Linked DNA regions of Homo sapiens: regions 1 and 2 are each linked to region 3. A link is a contact called in ENCODE Hi-C or POLR2A ChIA-PET data. All regions are on one chromosome and are shown on one strand. Each heading gives the region's core, a stretch centred on a gene start or an enhancer-like site at or near the end of the contact. The rest is flanking DNA. Distances are from core to core; before and after follow the strand shown.

Evidence for each region. A loop is a pair of places that touch in the nucleus more often than their neighbours do. ChIA-PET counts read pairs that join two places held with the same protein, here RNA polymerase II (POLR2A). Pooled maps may share reads with other maps.
Region 1: a map of CD8-positive, alpha-beta T cell shows a loop between it and region 3 (15-fold over the local background). The contact joins the promoter of ZNF888 here to the promoter of ZNF808 in region 3. A Hi-C loop is called at or near these places in 2 of 168 maps with a recorded cell type or tissue (CD4-positive, alpha-beta T cell and CD8-positive, alpha-beta T cell), 1 of 37 single-sample maps with no recorded cell type and 13 of 50 pooled maps. POLR2A ChIA-PET finds 5 or more read pairs at or near these places in 1 of 52 experiments (B cell).
Region 2: a loop to region 3 is called in a map of B cell, with 26 times the contacts of the local background. The contact joins the promoter of ZNF320 here to the promoter of ZNF808 in region 3. A Hi-C loop is called at or near these places in 2 of 168 maps with a recorded cell type or tissue (B cell and CD8-positive, alpha-beta T cell), 5 of 37 single-sample maps with no recorded cell type and 14 of 50 pooled maps. POLR2A ChIA-PET finds 5 or more read pairs at or near these places in 3 of 52 experiments (Panc1, WTC11 and endothelial cell of umbilical vein).

What each region holds. Positions count from the first base shown.
Region 1 is chr19:52,922,167-52,925,202 of GRCh38, forward strand. ZNF888 (zinc finger protein 888) reads right to left here and starts at 1,262. Exons shown (of 5, transcript NM_001393938.1): 1 at 1,203-1,262. It overlaps ZNF888-AS1 (ZNF888 antisense RNA 1), which reads left to right and starts at 1,183. Exons shown (of 2, transcript NR_186336.1): 1 at 1,183-1,298; 2 at 1,507-1,913. RefSeq lists enhancers at 190-923, 924-1,655, 1,145-1,194, 1,475-1,644 and a silencer at 1,335-1,384.
Region 2 is chr19:52,896,256-52,899,197 of GRCh38, forward strand. ZNF320 (zinc finger protein 320) reads right to left here and starts at 1,380. Exons shown (of 6, transcript NM_001351774.2): 1 at 1,265-1,380. RefSeq lists enhancers at 915-1,114, 1,315-1,394.
Region 3 is chr19:52,526,323-52,529,065 of GRCh38, forward strand. ZNF808 (zinc finger protein 808) reads left to right here and starts at 1,346. Exons shown (of 5, transcript NM_001039886.4): 1 at 1,346-1,389. RefSeq lists enhancers at 1-791, 792-1,619.

The sequences.
Region 1 (3,036 bases), core at 12-2,511, 400 kb after region 3:
TAGCTGGACTCCATCCACAGCTTATTTAACCTCTTGTTGCTCCTTTTCCCCAATCTTTAGATTGTTCTCAATGTCCATAGATTTCCACCTCTTCTCCCATCTCTCCTGAGCTCTCCCTGTTAAATTCTCTCTTCCCCGTTATACCCCCCTGGCCCCACTCTCTGGCACCCCAGATTTCCCAGGTGTCCTCCCTGCTGTGGTTCTCCCTCTGTTCTCCTTGCCACCAGCACCACTCTGCTCTGTCTGCCCTGGCTCCAAATCCCTCCTCCTCTCCCTCATTCTCATGAGCCTTTCTGTTTGCTGCCCCTCTCCCTACCTTGCTGTCTGTCCTTCATCTCTCTGTACATCCAGCTTTTCTCTACATTTCTCCAGTTGCTTTTCTCCTCCTGCTTTGTTATCTTTTGTTTTTTCACTTTTGCTGTCTCTTGGCAAATCCCTGACCATCCCCTACTTTGCCATCTGTTATGGGTCTTTCTCCTTCTTCTTTTATCTGTCTCAGGTTTTCTACTGCTCTCTGATTCCCTCTCTCTGTCTCCTGATCCCTTTGGCCCACACAATCACAGGAGGGTTTGGAGTAAGACGCCTGCATCCCAGAGAAGCGCATTTTCCAGGGGCTGGAGCTGGGCAGGCAAGAACACCCCGTGTCACAGGACAGGCCCCGGGTACCTCCCCAACGCGGGCTCAGGGAAAGCGGTGACTGCGGAGGGGAGACTTGGGGAGCAACAGGGCCCGGCATGAGGAGGGAGGTGGGGGGGAGATGACGCCTTCGGACAAGGGTGGGGTCCGCAGGATCCCACCACCGGGCAGAGAACGCGGCCTCCCTGGGACTGTGGTGTCAGCGCTGGGCTCCAGGGGCCGACGAGGGTGAGGCTGGGAAGCGCCAGAGCAGGGATCCACCTCTCGGGTGAGGACTTTAAAAAGCGCGGGGTGGGAGGAGTCAACAAACGGTTGTGAACGGGAAAACTACGCGATACAAACTGTATACATTGCCCTATAGCAAAAAGACCGAGGACAGGGCAGCCTCAGGGCGACTTTAAACCCAAAAGGAAGTGACTTCCGGACTCCTAGGGGAATGTCTCCATTTGCTCTTGTTGAAGGAAGAAGGGCGAGAATTTCCAGGTCTGTGGAGACCCCACATCCCAGGTACAGAATTGCCGGGGACCTGGAGGCACAGCCTCAATACAACACAGAGCAAAACTCACCGCCGCAGTGTGACTTCCAGTCCACGCGATCCGCTTCCTGGTCCGGGCGAATCTACAAGCACAGGACAGAAGCCAGGCCTCCGTGGAGCCAACGAGGTGGGCGGGGCCTGGGCGAGGTAGGGGCGGGGCCTGGGCGAGGTAGGGGCGGGGCGCCAGGCGGAGAGACCTGCCCTGTAGAACCGGCAGACGCGGGGCGGGGGCGGATCTGTGCTTCTCTCAGCCGCGTACCTAGCCGCTGTTTTTCGGGTTTTGGTGAGGGAAGAGACAGACCCTCTCATATTGTTTTATATTGTTTTATACTCAGTACCTGTTTTAAGAAAAAAAACAACAAGGAAGTAAAACCGAAGACAGGCAGCCCTGCGCCACGCCCAAAACCAGGCCTGGGCCTGCCTGGCCTAAACCCAATAGTTAAAAATCAACTCATAACTTAGAAACCAATGTTTTTCATAGATTCCAGACATTGTATAGAAGAACATTATGAAACTCCCTGCCCTGTTCTGTTTCTCTCTACCAGTGCACGAAACCCCTGTGTATATATCTGGGACTGTAGTCCCTGTTACGTATCCCCTAGATTGCTCAATCACGACCCTTTTATGTGAAATCTTTAGTGTTGTGAGCCCTTAAAAGGGACAGAAATTGTGCACCCGGGGAGCTCGGATTTTAAGGCAGCTTGCCGATGCTCCCAGCTGAATAAAGCCCTTCCTTCTACAACTCGGTGTCTGAGAGGTTTTGTCTGTGGCTCGTCCTGCTACACCGGAGGCAAGAGTGGCCAGGAAGGCTGAGGCATGATTCAAAAGCCCTGGAATTGTCTGGAACAGGGATGCAAACTAGAACGTGAAATGCAAAGCCCTGCCTAGGCAGAAAGTACGATCTCATGCTGATGGTACACAGAACAGAATAGAAATCTCTCCCTTTCTATTCTCCATTTGCTTCGGAGGGAGAGTCCACCCTGTGCTCAGCTTCAGAGACTTCCCTAGGGCCACCGCCTGGGATGCCGGAGGGAGTGTTCAGGCCAGGGAGGAGTGAGGTCACCACCTGCTACTTAAACACAGCAGAAATGTGGAAGTGGGGGCGGGAGCCTGAGGTCCAGCTACTCAGGAAGCAGTGGCGGGAGGATCATTGAGCCCGGAGGTCCAAGCCAGCCTGAGTGACAAAGTAACACCCCCTGCCGCAGGGATCCCTTCCTCATCTCTTTTTTTTTTAATTTTTAAAATAAAATTTTCATTGTGTGAGATAGGGATCCAACTTTATTCTTTTCCATGTGGATATCCAGTTAGTTGTCCCAGCACAATTGTGGATGACATCTATTAGTTTCTTTTTTTTATTTACTTTTTTTTCTTTTTCTTTTTTTTTTTTGAGACAGAGTATTTCTCTGTCACCCAGGCTGGAGTGCATTGGCAAGATCTCGGCTCACTGCAGCCTCTGCCTTCTGGGTTGAAGCAATTCTTCTGACTCAGCCTGCATAGTAGCTGGTATTACAGGCACGTGCCATCATGCCCGGCTAATTTTTGTTCTTTTGGTAGAGACAGGGTTTCACCATGTTGGCCAGGCTGGTCTCAAACTCCTGACTTCAAGTGATCCGCCTGCCTCGGCCTTCCGAAGTGCTGGGATTACAGGCGTGAGTCACCGTGCCGGGCCCAAGAAATACTCTTTACTTCACTTTTTAAATGTTGAGAAAATACAATTGAAAACTAAAAAATCTTCCCCAGATGAAAAATCATCTTCACTATGATAACAGAGAAGGAAATAACAACCATTTTATTAATAAAGAGCCTTAGACCTGAATGTAATGGGAAATAGAGGCAAACAGTTGAGAGGTTGAAAACAGAGAGAG
Region 2 (2,942 bases), core at 130-2,629, 370 kb after region 3:
TAATTTCTGTATTTTATTCGACACGAGATTTCGCCATGTTGACTAGGCTGGTCTCGAACTCCTGACCTCAGGTGATCTGCCCGCCTTGGCCTCCCAAAGTGCTGGGATTACAGGCATGAGCCATTGCACACGGCCTTTATTTTTATTTATTTATTTTTTAATTAAGAAACAAGGCGGGCATGGTGGCTCATGCCTGTAATTCCAGCATTTTGGGAGGGCGATACAGCTGGATCGCTTGAGCCCTGGAGTTGGAGACCAGCCTGAGCAACAAGGCAAAAGCCCGTCTCTACCAAGTACACAAAAATTAGCGCGGTGTGGTGGCGCGCGGCTGTGGTCCCAGCTACTCTGCAGGCTGAGGTGACAGGATCGCTTGAGCATAGGATGTTGATGATGCAGTGAGCTGTGATCCTGTCACCGCTCTCCCGCCTGGGCAACAGAGTGAGACCCCATCTCCAATAAAAAAGAATAAAAAAGAAATACCTGGGTCCTGGGTCTGGGGGCAGCGAATCTAAGGCCAATTAAGGCAAACTTTCTAAAACTAGACAAAAAGGAAAAACCCCATCTCCCCATCCGGAGTAACAAAGGATCAAAGGCCGCTGTCCCTACCGCCCTCCTCCTTCCACCACGTCTCAGAAAGGGAAAGAGCCCAGGAGTGGCCATGGCCAAGCACCGGCCACACCTTCATCTGCATAGGGCACCCATCTGCTCCGGCCTCGGGCCAATTCACCTCAGCATTTCGTTGGCCAAGGGCCAAAAATCCTTCATCCAGATAAGGGGTAGCCCATAGGGACCTCAAAATAAATACTTTAACCCCCTAAAACTTTCTAAACGGGTCCCCGGAGACGCTGGCTCGGGCCCACTCCCCTCTGTGGAGTGCTTTCTTGATTGCATATATTCGTTTTCCAGGAGTTGGAACTAGGTAGCAACACCGCACAAGGAGGGAGGTGGGGAGCGACGGAGCCTTCGGACAGGGGTGGCGTCTGCAGGATCTTAGGACCAGGCAGAGGACGCGGCCTCCCGGGAACCGGGGTTGAGGCGCGGCGCTCCTGAAGCCGCCGAGAGCGACGGTGGGAGGCGCCTAGGGCTGGAATCCAGCTCGCGGGTGAGGACTTGAAACAGCGCGAGGCGGGAGGACAGGTCAGGAAGGGTTTTGAGAAGGAAAATTCCGCGATAGGAGGTGTCTGCACGACCCCACTGCAGAAAGACCGAGGACGGGACCTGCCTCAGGGCCACTTTAAACTCGAAGGGACTCACGGACTCTCACCCGGACGTCTCAATTTGCTCTGGGTTGAGAAAGAGGGGCCGCAATTTCCAGGTCTGTGGGGACTCAACGTCCCCGGTATAGCAGCACCACAGGACTGGGAAGCACACATAAAACAGAGCGAAACTCACGCGCTGTGGTGTGACCTTCAGTCCCTGCCATCCGCTTCCGGGTCTATGCCAATCAGCGCAGGACAGAGGCCAGGCCTGGGCGGGACCCCCGAGAAGGTAGGCGGGGCCTGGACTAGGCCGGGATGAGACGCGAAGAGGTGGGCGGGGCCTGAACAAGGCCGGGGCGGGGTTGAGAAACAAGGGGCCTGGCTGGGAGAAGAGTCCTGGGCTATGAGGGGTCGGCGGGGGCGAGAAGCGGGTGGGTCCTGAGCTTTCCTCCATCTCGCTCTCTGCGCCTTTTTTCCAGGTTTTGGAGGCGAAAGCCGCCAGTGAGGCTGGAGCAGCTCAGCAGTCATTGAAATAGTACCTCCCTGAGAAGTCAACGTGAGGCGGTCATTGGACCCAGGAAAGTTCCTTGCTATTGAAATTAATTTTAGCAATTTATGTCCAAAATCTGGAAGTTGTCAAGGGAAGGAATGCAAACTAGAATGCGAAATACAAAGCTCTGCCTCAGCGAAACCTCCAATTTCCTGCTGACGGCCCACAGAACAGAATAGCAAATCCTCTCCCTTTCTATTTTCCATTCACTGGGGTGGGAGAATCCACCCTGTGCTCAGCTCCAGAGACTTCCTCAGGGCCACCGCCTGGGGTGCGGAGCGGAGGCCTCAGGCCAGGGAGGAGTGAGGTCACCACCTCCTGCTTAAACACAGCAGGGATGTGGGCGAGGTGGCGAGTCTGGGGTCCCGGCTACTCAGGAAGCAGGAGCCGCAAGACCGCTGAGCCCGGAGGTCCAGGCCAGCGTGGGCGACAAAGTAAGACCCTCTACCCCAGAGCTCCTTCCTCCGCCTCAATAAGAAAAAAAGGGATTTTTAAAAAAAGCATTGACATTGTAACAGTGTGTAGCAGGGCTAGCGGCAGACAAAACTTCTCAGACACTGAGTTGTAGAAGGAAGGGCTTTATTCAGCTGGGAGCGTCAGCAATCTACTGCCTTGAAATCCGAGCTCCCTGAATGCACAATTTCTGTCCTTTTTAAGGGTTCACAACACTAAAGATTTCACATGAAAGGGTCGTGATTGATTTGAGCGAGCAGGCGGTACGTGACAGGGGATGCATGCACCGGTGGTCAGAGAGAAACAGAACAGAGCGGGGAGTTTTACAATGTTCTTCTATACAATGTCTGGAATCTATGAATAACATTGGGTTCTAAGCCATAAGTTGATTTTTAACTACTGGGTTTAGGCCAGGCAGGCCCAGGCCTGGTTTCGGGCCTGGCCCCGGGGCTGCCTGTCTTTGGTTTTACTTTCTTGTTGTTTTTTCTTAAAACAGGTACTGAGTATAAAACAATATGAGAGGGTCTCTGTCTTCCTTTATTTCTTCTTTTTGAGAGTCTCACTTTTTATTAGTGGGAGTTCTTACTCTTGTTTTTGCTACTTATGTCTTTTTGTGTAATAGATTGATAGTGATTCATATAGTACACTTGTGCTGAATCATTTTGGTGAACTAAGGTAGCGATGAAGCTTTTTATCATTTGAAGAGGTACAGGTAGCAAACAAGAGAGCAGTAAGCAGCT
Region 3 (2,743 bases), core at 96-2,595:
AGGCTGACACAGGCAAATAACTTAAAGTGAGGAGTTCGATACCGGCCAGGTCACCGTAGTGATACCCCGTCTCTATGAAAAATACAAAAATTAACCGGGCATCGTGGCACGCGCCTGTAATGCCAGCTGCTCCCGAGGCTGAGGCAGGAGAATCGCTTGAACCCAGGAGGCAGAGGCTGCATTGAGTTGAGATCTCGCCACTGCACTCCAGCCTGGGCAACAGAAATACTGTGTCTCAATAATAGTAATAATAATAATAATAATAATAAAGTAATAGATCTCTTCCACAAATGTGCTGGGACAACTAACTGGATATCCACATGGAAAAGAGTAATGTTGGATCCCTATGTCACACCATCAAAAATTTTATTTAAAAAAGTTTTTTTTTTTTTTTTAAAAAGGGAAAAGGCCCGGGCGCGGTGGCTCACGCCTGTAATCCCAGCACTTTGGGAGGCCGACGTGGGCGGATCACCTGAGGTCGGGAGTTCAGCCTGGCTAACATGGTGAAACCCTGTCTCTACTAAATATACAAAATTAACTGGGCATGGTGGCGCATGCCTGTAGTCCCAGCTACTCGGGAGGCTGAGGCCGGAGTATCGCTTGAAACCAGGAGGCGGAAGTTCTAGTGAGCTGGGATCACTCCACGGCACTCCAGCCTGGGCGACGGAGTGAGACTCTGTCTCCAAAAAAAAAAAAAGGGAAAGAGAGAGAGAGAGACTAGGAAGGGAGACCTGCCGCAGTGGGTGTTACTTTGTCGCCCAGGCTGGCTTGGGACCCCAGGCTCAGCAATTCTCTCCGTTGCTTCCTGAGTAGCTGGGACCTGAGGCTCCCGCCCCCGCGCCTCTGCTGTGTTTAAGCAGCAGGTGGTGACCTCACTCCTTCCTGGCCTAAGCACTCCGTCCCGCACCCCTGGCGGTGGCTTTAAGGAAGTCTCTGAAGCTGAGCTCAGGGTGGACTCTCCCTCCCTAGTGAATGGAGATAGAAAGGGAGAGGACATCTATTCTGTTCCGTGGGCCGTCACCATGACATCGTACATGCCGCCCAGGCAGGGCTTTGCATTTCACATTCTAGTTTGCATCCCGGTTCCAGACAATTCCAGGGCTTTGGAATCATGCCTCAGACTTTCTGGCGCTCTCGCCTCCACAACCTAAAAACAGAGACGCTAGGAGAGAGGCTGAAAGACGCGCAAGTCCCGCCCCGGCCCCGCCCCGGCCCCGCCCTCTGCCGGTTCTAAAGGGCAAGGTCTCAGCGCCTCGCGCCCCGCCGCTACCTCGCCCAGGCCCCGCCCACCTCCTCCCACCTCCCGCCCAGGCCTGGCTTCCGTCCTGCGCGCGGAGATTAACGCAAACCCGGAAGCGGATCGGGTGGAGTGAAGGTCACGTCGCCATGGTGAGTTTTGCTCTGTGTTGCATTAAGTCTCCGCTTCCCAGGTCCCCGCCGCTTCTGTCCCTGGGACGTGGGGTCCCCACAGACCTGGAAATTCTCGCCCGTCTTCCTTCGCCCAGAGCAAATTGAGACAGCCCAGTGAGAGGCCGGGTGTCGCTTCCTTTCGGGTTTAAAGTCGTCTGGAGGCTGGTCCCGTCCCGGGTCTGTCTGCTATAGGGCAATGTATACACTTTCTATTGCGTAGTTTTTCTGCTCAAAACCTTCTTCTGACTCTTCCCTCCTCGCGCTATTTAAAGTCTTCACCCACGAGGTGGATTCTTGCCCGGGGCGCACCTCCCAGCCACCCCTCGTCGGCCCCTGGAGCGTCGCGCCGCAGCCCCAGTCCCAGGGAGGCCGCGTCCTCTGCCTGGTCCTGGGATCTTGCAGACCCCATCCTTCTCCCAAGGCGCCGTCCCCCCTCCTCCCACCTCCCTACTCGTGCCAGAGCCTGCGGCTCCCCAGGTCTCTCCTCCGCAGTCACCGCTTCCATTGAACCCACACTGGGAAGGACGCAGGGCCCTGTCCTGTGACATGGGGTCTTCTTGCCTGCCGAGCTCCAGCCCTTGGAAAACGCGCTCCTCCGGGATGCAGGCGTCTTACTCCAAACCCTCCTGCGATTGTGTGGGCCGAAGGGATCAGGAGACAGACAGCAGTAGAAAACCTGAGACAGAGAAAGAATAAGAAAGGCCCATAACAGATGGCAAAATAGAGGATTGGTGAGGGATATGCCAAGATATGGTGAAAGTGGAAAAAGAAAGCAACAAAATACCTAGAAAAGCAGGTGGAGAAAAGCAACTGGAGAAATGTAGAGAAAAGCTAGATGTACACAGAGATGAAGGACGGCAAGGTAGGGAGAGTGGCAGCAAAGAGGGAGGCTCATCAGAGTGAGGGAGAGAGGGAGGGATTTGGAGCCAGGGCAGACAGAGCAGAGTGGTGCTGGTGTCAAGGAGAACCGAGGGAGAAACACAGCAGGGAGGACACCTGGGGATCTGGGGTGACACAGAGTGGGGACAGGGGAGTATATCAGGGAAGAGAGAATTTAACAGGGAGAGCAGAGGAGGCGCAGAGATGGGTGAAGAGGCAGAAATAGATGGAGATTGAGGACGATTGAAAGATTGGGGAGAAGGAGCAATAAGAGGTTAAATAAGTTGCGAGGATGGAGCAGAAGAGATGGAAGAGAAGGAATAGAGGGAAGAAGGGGGATAAACAGCAGAAGAGAAGAGGGGTACAAAATGAAGAGCAGAATCCCAGGGAGAAAGAAAAGAAAACAAGAGCTAGAGAGAGAAGGGGGAGAATGAGAGATATGTACAGAATTAGG